2 separate regions of the Homo sapiens genome follow, and region 2 is linked to region 1. Evidence: chromatin loops called from intact Hi-C (ENCODE). Cell type or tissue: dorsolateral prefrontal cortex. All regions are shown on one strand. Each heading gives the region's core, and the rest is flanking DNA. Links, peaks and the distances in the headings are about the cores only. Region 1 overlaps PPP4R2 (protein phosphatase 4 regulatory subunit 2). Region 2 overlaps SHQ1 (SHQ1, H/ACA ribonucleoprotein assembly factor).

Region 1 (4,400 bases), core at 123-4,122:
GTAAAACAAAAGTGAATGACTGTTTTGACTTTTTTTTTAGTAGGATGTCAGATTTTTATGGTCATTTCTTTAGCTGTTTACTCCAGTAGCCTCTGTGCTACATGTTACATTCCTTTGTCTTTTTCATGTGGAAAAGTTGCTTATATAATTTAAAGTTAAGGTAGTTAAACTGATTTTTTTAGAGTCTGAATGAAGTGCGCACTTATTTTTTGAGTGCCTTGTCAACTTAGTACTTTTATAGAAATTTAGGTTAAAATACATGCTTAAGACATTATTTCTTTAGTGTTTAGCCTTATGACTTAAAATTTATCTTTTAAAAAATAGCATTGAATTGCTACTTTATGTTAAGATGTCTTTCCCTGATATTCAGCAACTTTCTTGGTATTTGAATTTCCATAGCTTTTAGGTGTACAAGACTTCTGCTTTTAAAAAAAAGTAAATAGGGACAGCTTGCATTTAAATTAAGATATATAAGGTAAAATGTGTGGTCCTATTAATTAGGGTAAGTTATTTTCCTTGGAATTAAAGGGAGTATTTTTAAAGACAGACCTATACTTTTGGTTTTGTTGGTCTTTGGACCATGTGTGCCTTCCCACAATCTCTATCAAAGAGTAGATGGAATGATGACAATAAGAACTAAGATTTATTGAACTTTCTGAAATATTTTAGGCACTGTTAGGTGATTTAATATACCATATACATTATGTCGTATTTAGTCGTCATGATAATCTTTGAAGTGTACTTGTAGAACCCTTGTTTTCAGACAAGACCCATGAGACCCATGAAGACTCAGGTAAATTCAGTTTTGAGTAAGGTCTCCTAGTGGGGTAGCGTGTGTGTGTGTGTGTGTGTGTGTGTGTGTGTGTGTGTATTAAAATATATATATATATTTAGCAAAGGTGGATCCTTAATGTGTGGGGCGGGGGGTTTAAAAAATGTTACTGGATGTTGTAGGCACTGTTTTAAAAAATTTGAGATGCTAGCTAGTCATGTCCTTTTTTCAGTTCCTTATATCATCTTAGTTTTCCATTTTACAATATGAATAAATCAGATGATATATCATTGCAGAGTAAACCAAACGCTTTTTTTTTTTTGGAGACAGTCTCACTCTTATCACCCAGGCTGGAGTGCAGTGGCTCAATCTCGACTCACTGCAACTTGCAACCTCCACCGCCCAGGTTCAAGCAATTCTTTTGCCTCAGCCTCCCGAGTAGCTAGGATTACAGGCCAGGCTGGTTCTTGAACTCCTGACCTCAGGGGATCGCCTGCTTCGGCTTCCCAAAGTCCTGGGATTACAGGCGTGAGCCACCGTGCCTGGCCCAGGGTTTTTTATTTTACAGTATAACTTTGCTAATGAACATCTGATCACCACTTCCCCCCAAATTTAAGGATTTCTGAATAGACTTTTCATTGAGAATGAGTGGCATGTGTGTTTAACGCTCCTCTCCCTATATTTGCTTTTCTTAGTATGTGTGGGAAAAGCCTTAATATTTTCAGAAGTTAGAATAAACTATTTTGTATGCTATGTCTAATGGATGAGTATCAGAGAGCAGAGCTTTCATATACTTGTACCAAATGCTTTCATTTTGTACTGGTTTTTCTGGTTTATTCTTGTGCCTCCTTTTAGAGGCCTACCTCACACTAAGTTTTCCCAGTGTCACGCTTACTAAGCTTGGCATACAGTTTATTCTGTCTCCATGGCACTTTTTATACAGTGTTGTTATTTATTACTGTAATTGTAATTATTTACATGTCTTTTGACTGCTGTTGAACAAGGTTGGTATTTCTAGTTTATAATAGGCTCTTATATTTATGGAATAAGTTTAAAAGTACAGTCTGTATGTAAAGAGACCTTTCAATGCTGTTACGTTCATTTATCATACTAATATTTCCAGTGGATCCATTGATTTGCAGAAAGTGTTTGGTTGGGATTTAGCCTGTCGTGTGAGAAAAGGAAGTGTTGTGTGACATTTTAGTGCCATCTATTGGATACTTGGTAAAATGACTTTTAAAGCTTCTTTTACTTTTTGAAATAAGGATCTTTTGAAAAAAGCTTCTGAAATTGTCTAAGAACTTAAACTCGTTTTATCATTGCTGGTATTGCTATGTAAACACATACCCCCCTCCCAAAGCAGTATTAATATTAAACAACACATAAAATATTAATAATTGGCTACAATTTAACTTACATTTCTAAAGAAAATTAGCCAAAGCATTCAGTGTACATGTTGTTAAACAAGAAGTTTTAAAATATTCATCTGTTAAAACTAATTTTAATTAGTGAGAAAACATTAGGTTTTAATGTGGGAAAGAATTTTAGTAGGAAGAAAAAGCATAATGACTAGACAGTATTTTTCAGTTAAGTACTATTTGAATACCCAAACACTTGTTGAATACCCAAACTGTTGGTGCTATTTTGTATATTTTGAATAATAAATTTTAATGACAGTATCACTATGGGGTGATTAATGAGGAAATAGCTTAGGTGTGTTGTGTGTGTAAGGTTTGAAGAGCCATGAACTAGAAGAGGAGCTAAGGTGAGTTATACCACTAATCTGAAATCCACGATAATACTGGGTTTCACGGACAGACAATTGAGAAACTAATACTGTTTGTTATACATGTGGAAAATGCTTAAACATTTTTAAAGTAGAGTTAGTTTTGTGTATTAGCTATAGATTTCTAATGGTTGTCTTTATAGGAATGAAACAAAAGATGTATAAGCTTATTGTTTCATACTTAGTAACGCTGTTGGTGTGCTTTGTACTTCCCCATTTAAAAGGATTCTTCATTTTGACATTGTACTTCACTCTGAGTAGATTTTCAAAAGCAAAAAAGTATTCTTCCTCAGAAACCCAGAGGAATTTCTAGTTGCTTCTGAATGTTTGGAATATCAGGCAAACATTTAATCTTTTATTCTGTGCCTTGTCTTTTGGTAGAACAGTTTTCTCACTTTTAGGTTTGGATTCGATTTTAGGTTTGAGACAAAAGATTGATTCTTGGACTCTCAAATTTATCTAAAAACATTTGTTCTCATATGAATAACATGCACTTTAAGCACTTTCAGAATTTTTTGCACATCTTATACTTTGAACATAAGAATAGTATTGACACAAAGAATATGAGAACCAAATGTAGTTTATCCAGTTAGAAAATAAACAACTATAATTTTGTAAAATACGTGTGGTACAATGGAAAGGACATGAGATTTGAAGTTAGAGAGACTGAGTTTGAGTCCTGGCATTTTAACTCACTAACTACTATACCTTGTGGTGGAAGAAAATTCTGTATCACACTGCCTATAAAAAATGAAGACCTTTGTGAATGTTAACTATTAATTTGAGGCTTTGTAATTCTTTTCATTAAAGAGAATAAATAGATTGGTATGGCAGACACTGAAGTCTGAAGATTTGTTTGTATTTGTTAGCTGCGTTTGTCGTACCTCGTGCTCATAACTTTGCTGTTCTGTTCAGCTTGTAATTCTTATGAATGCTAATAGCTACATGAGCTCAAAACTTAAAAATATTTATAAAATGATTTTAGTTCCAACTTATATCAGTTTTGTATTTACTGTGGTCAAGGAAAAATTGAGGTATAGTGAAATTATTTGGTAAAGTTAAATAAAAGTTGTGTATATTTTAAGTTGGATTAAACTTAGATTATATATGAAATTGCAATAATGGAGCAGAACCACATTTAAAATATTTGTAGTTTTGTTTGAACATTTTAAAGAAACCTTTGAGTGCAGAAGAATACTTGAGGAAAAATACATATATTAAATAACCCCCAACTTGATTATTATTTGTGTTACCTCTCTTGTAAACTTAAAAATCAAATTATCAGGATTTAGAATTTTCTATTATATAAAAATTTTTTCCTCAGTTTTGAAGCTTTCTGTTGATTTTGGGTGTTCTAAGTTGCTTTTTTTTTAAAAAAGAATTTCTGTTGGTAAATAGTAGGTTTACATATTTATGGGGTACATGAGATATTTTGATAGAGCCATACAATGCATTATAATCACATCAGGGTAAATGGGTTATCCATCACCTCAAGCGTTTCTTTATGCTTTGTGTTACAAACAGTACACTTATACTCTTAGTTATTTTAAAATGTACGATAAATTATTGTAGTCAACCTGTTGTGCTATCAAATACTAGATCTTATTCATTCTAACTATATTTTTGTACCCGTTAACCATTCCCCCCTCCCTCCCCCCCCACCTTTATTGCTTTTTAAAGGAAGGGAGAATGGTTTTTTTGTTAAATAGAAAGGTATGCTTATTTTATTGTCTTTTTTTAAATGACTCATCCATTTATTTCCCTATTATAGCATTTTCTTTTGTAGCTTAATACATGGGTGACTAGATACAGCTTTACCTAGCAAAAGAAATAATGTTCCTC
Region 2 (4,400 bases), core at 170-4,169, 220 kb before region 1:
TCCCCTCCACTTCCATTTCCTCACTTGCTAATAGCAATTTTAAAACACAGACTTACATGTTCTGCTTCATTATTTCACCTTGACCAGAAATAAAGTCATAAATGGGGTATAACCTGTGAGTCTCTGTAGACAACTCTACATTTCAGAGGGTAAATGGACCGACATAACCCCAGAAATTTAAAAACTCTAACTGCGCTGAGAGTAGCCCCAGACTGTGAGCACAGCTCTGCACAATCTAGCCCATCTTGTTCTTCAACCCCATGTTCACCGTCCTCTTCTGGCTCAAATACGCTCAAGCCACTCACTATTCTTTCCATTTCTAGATAACGTCAATCAATTCCAATCCTGAGCCTTTACGCTTACAGTACCCTTCTCATCATTGAGAACTCAGTGCAAATGTCACTTTCTCAAAGGAGTCTTCTCTGGGCATCCTAGCCAAAGTAGTACCCCCAGTCTTTCACCTCACCCCATCCTTTCCCTTTACCTGTAACTATCTGTCATTATCCTGTTTACTTGTTATGTGTTTACATAATTACTGTCCATCTCCTCACTAGAATGTTCTCTGAGGGTAGAGATCTCATCTATCATCTTCTTCACTGTATCCCCATCACTGTGCCCGGTGTCCAATATTAAATCATCTATTCTGCAAATAGTGCTAGAGGGCCTGCTATGGAGTAGAAACTGTTCTGGGTGCCAAAGTGGAAATCCAGTAATAAACACACAGCACACAGACCAGGTCTCTACTCTCATGGGAAGGAGAACTGACCAATAAGAAAGCAGCTCTTGGACAGGCATTGTGGCTCACGCCTGTAATCCCAGCACTTTGGGAGGCCAAGGCGGGCAGATCACCAGGTCAGGAGATAGAGATCATCCTGGCTAACACGGTGAAACCCCGTCTCTACTAAAAATACAAAAAATTAGCCGGGTGTGGTGGCGGGCACCTGTAGTCCCAGCTACTCGGGAGGCTGAGGCAGGAAAATGGGGTGAACCCGGGAGGCGGAGCTTGCAGTGAGCTGAGATCACGCCACTGCACTCCAGCCTGGGCAACAAAGCAAGACTCCGTCTCAAAAAAAAAAAAGAAAGCAGCTCTTTTTCCTCTTTCCTCTTCCCCCTGGCCTCCAGATTCAGGGCCTCCACTATAGTCATGCAACATGTACACAGCAGAACATGAGTGTTCAGAGCAGTGCAAGCCCCACCCAGGCTTGTTCTATGCACAGTCACATGCAGCAGCCCTGTTCAAACTGGACTCTAAAAAGAAACAGAAACAAACTAAAAGCAAAGGTAGCTTGGGGTTTAGAAGTAGAAGGCATTAATCAACCAAAGGGAAGAAAGAGGATGAGAAGTGTTCAACTACAGTAGGAAAAAAAGGTTCCTTTTTCTTTTAAACAATTGCTATGGCCACTAGTTATTAGAGCTATTTAAAGATAGACATTGCCAAGAAAAGGTCAGGTAGGATTTAAATTAAGTTTATGGAAGTTTAGGCACAGGTTAGGCAGAGACAATCCAGAAAGAAAATAAAGAACAATGAACACATCTGGCTAGTGGGTATCCCGGAAACAATGGCCTCAGGTCCCTGTGTAGCCAAAAGGACAGGGCCAGCAAGCCTGGCGTCCTGCAGCACTGGCAGCAGCAGTCCCAGGAGCTTGCTGGGTTGGCGCCCAGAGACTCTAGGATTGTTGCTGCTGGCAGCCACCACTGCCAGAAGCTTGTTGTGAAGTCCTGACTTTGAGCAGCTAGGGCAGTTTTCCAAAGGCACCCTGGTGGCTGGCAGCAATTTCAGAAAGGAAAAAAAGACTGGGGATAGGAAGAATATATCTCTGGGTATGGGGAGTGGAGGGAGGAATGTTCAAAGAGAATTTGTTTCAGCAAAAATATTTTATTTTCTTATTATCAGTATAAAATATAGATGTTTACAAACAAATCCTGTCTAAAAAGTTGGAGGCAAAAAAATATGAAAGACTTCTGTAAAGGGCTAAATTATTCAATGAAGAAAAGATCCCTCAGTGTTGAAATTATGAATAATTTTTTTACTTTCTTCTTTGTATATTTTTATAATAAATCTGTATTGCTTTTATTATTAGAAACAAAAAAGCCATTTTTCATCTACAGGGGGAGGAAAAAGCTGTAAAAATACTCATATGAGTAGTCAATGAAGCTGTATGGACATCTCTTCATCTATAGGCAGAACTAGAAAAAATAAACTTGTGAGAAAATACTATTTGAGAAAATGGTGAAGTTTTCAAAATCATTTTAAATTAGAAAAGATGTTCTAAAATCTCTTATTTGTGATCATCATTTCAGTTTCTTCTAGCTGCTTTACTCATAGAATTAGGGTCATATTATTAACCTTACATGATCACTCAGTTTTGAACCACTTGTTACGGCTGCCATAAACAGCAGCTGTGAATGAAGAAGAACTCTACAAGTAATTAACCAATTATGCAAGATTTCTGTGGCAATATTTCATAAAACCTATCTACCTTAATATCTTCAAGAGGATACATTTCAATTTTTGGAATCTTGGGCTTACACTTGATTTCTAAGTCTGGTTGCTGCACACGCAGTGCTCAGCACAGTGCTATCCAAATCCCCTGGAGCAAGGTGAGCTTCAGGATTCACTCTTTCAGAGTTTAGAAAGGTAACATGGTGCACACACCATACTTTATGTAATAACCTCTAAGATGTCTGGGGCAGCGCCCATATCCAAACACTACTTCTACAGGAAATTTTTGAATACGTACACTAAGTGGGATTTAAAAATCTGTATCGGTTCAGGTTAAGTTTTGCCACCAAATTAAATATTTTAACTTTTAGTTTTCAGAACTTTGTGTGATCCCAGTATTGCACATATGGGGTTATAAACCTGTACTACAAGTAGTATACTATTTACGTTATAAAACCCTTAGAGTTTTCCCAAATGCTCAGTTGTTTTTCCCCTACATTAGGGAATATTCATTCAAATTGTTTAGAAAAGCAATGCTCTTGCAATTAAAATTTGAAGAAGAGTTTAATGATTTTAGATGATTAAGCCATTTTAAAAGCTTAGAATAATAAACATTAAATTCAGTGGTTCATTTCCTTTTTTATTTTTTTGAGATGTAGTCTCACTCTGTCACCCAGACTGGATGGAGTGCAGTGGCGCAATCTCGGCTCCCTGCAACCTCTGCCTCCTGGGTTCAAGCGATTCTCCTGCCAGCCTCCAAAATGGCTGGGATTACAGGCATGCGCCACCACGCTCAGCTAATTTTTGTATTTTTAAGTAGAGACAGGGTTTTGCCATGTTGGCTAGACTGGTCTCAAACTCCTGACCCGCCTGCCTCAGCCTCCCAAAGTGCTGGAATTACAGGTGTGAGCCACTGCACCCAGCCACAGTGGTTTATTTCTGATGGGAAACAGAGGGATGTAAACAAAAAGGGATTAGACAGGAGTCAACTATATTGGTTAATGTTTAATGTTTTTAACCTAAGTAATAGATGTCTAGGTATTTGATACATTAGTTAAGACATCCAAAAAGAAAGTATAGCAGCTTAAAAAAAAAAAAAAACCTAAATTATTAAGTGAACATTTTCAAGATACAAGAATTTCTGACCTAAAAGGCACTCATTCTAGGCTCACATTATGGCATTCCTACAACATCTCAGCAACCTGTCAGAAATCTTTCAAAAGGATTTTCCGTAAACAGAAGCAACAATTAAGTAACAAATCCCTGGCCTCAAAGAAGCACTTCTAATGTAAATGTAAAATCCATACTTAGCCTGTGTGACATTTATTATCATTCATGTACAGCGTTAGATTGGCAAGCCCAAAACAGCCTGACCACAAACTATCTCTTGGCCAACAATTGAGGGCCATTCACTGTAGTTCCTGCTACAGACAAAACTGACTCTACTCTAATTACCTCTGAGATCACCAGCGATTGTGATCAAGCAGAGAATATGGGCAGACCACAACTCAGCAGAAAAACACCTAAGTTTTTAGAAGGAAGGCTATTTCACCAGCATTTGCTCCTAAGTAAATCTCAATGTTGTTCCCTTTAAGGAATTTTGAGACCATTTTATATTTTTCAAAGGCAGGAGTCTTTACAGCATTCTACACTTTCCAAAGAGTTTTCACATGCATTATCTTTTTAAATTTTCAAGACAGCCTTATAAAGTAGGTGGGCAAATTTATCTCCACTTTCCAAAGAGGAGACAAAACTTACTTGTGGTCAAATAACTGGCCTGGTATCCCAAATCTTAACAGAGGTAGGAGCGGGACCAGAACCCAGGTCTTTTCCCTCTCCTTCGTAAATTCAAATATGTCTTAAGATAATAAACCACATTCTAAACAGGTTTTGTTTTGTTGTGTTTGTTCTTTGAGACAGAGTCTCACACTGTTGCCCAGGCTGGAGTGCAGTGGCG

The links. Hi-C counts contacts between places; a loop is a spot of excess contacts. Peaks named below come from ENCODE experiments on the same cell type or tissue, not always from the same donor. Only the 100,000 strongest peaks of a DNase experiment are listed, where the experiment ranks them.
Region 2: it touches region 1 in a loop (5-fold over the local background); 31 of 110 quality-filtered maps call a loop at or near these places.

What each region holds. Positions count from the first base shown.
Region 1 is chr3:73,054,586-73,058,985 of GRCh38, forward strand. The region is part of intron 3 of PPP4R2 (protein phosphatase 4 regulatory subunit 2); the gene reads left to right. Among named protein-coding and RNA genes, the nearest start is that of EBLN2, 4.9 kb to the right of the region's middle. RefSeq lists a silencer at 1,070-1,270. In dorsolateral prefrontal cortex, for the core only: CTCF peaks have their summits at 1,979 (motif pointing left) and 2,178; no DNase peak of the experiment used is centred there; H3K4me3 peaks cover 578 bases; H3K27ac peaks cover 1,684 bases.
Region 2 is chr3:72,835,423-72,839,822 of GRCh38, forward strand. The region is part of intron 4 of SHQ1 (SHQ1, H/ACA ribonucleoprotein assembly factor); the gene reads right to left. Among named protein-coding and RNA genes, the nearest start is that of SHQ1, 11 kb to the right of the region's middle. In dorsolateral prefrontal cortex, for the core only: no CTCF peak of the experiment used is centred there; a DNase peak (open chromatin) is centred at 1,689.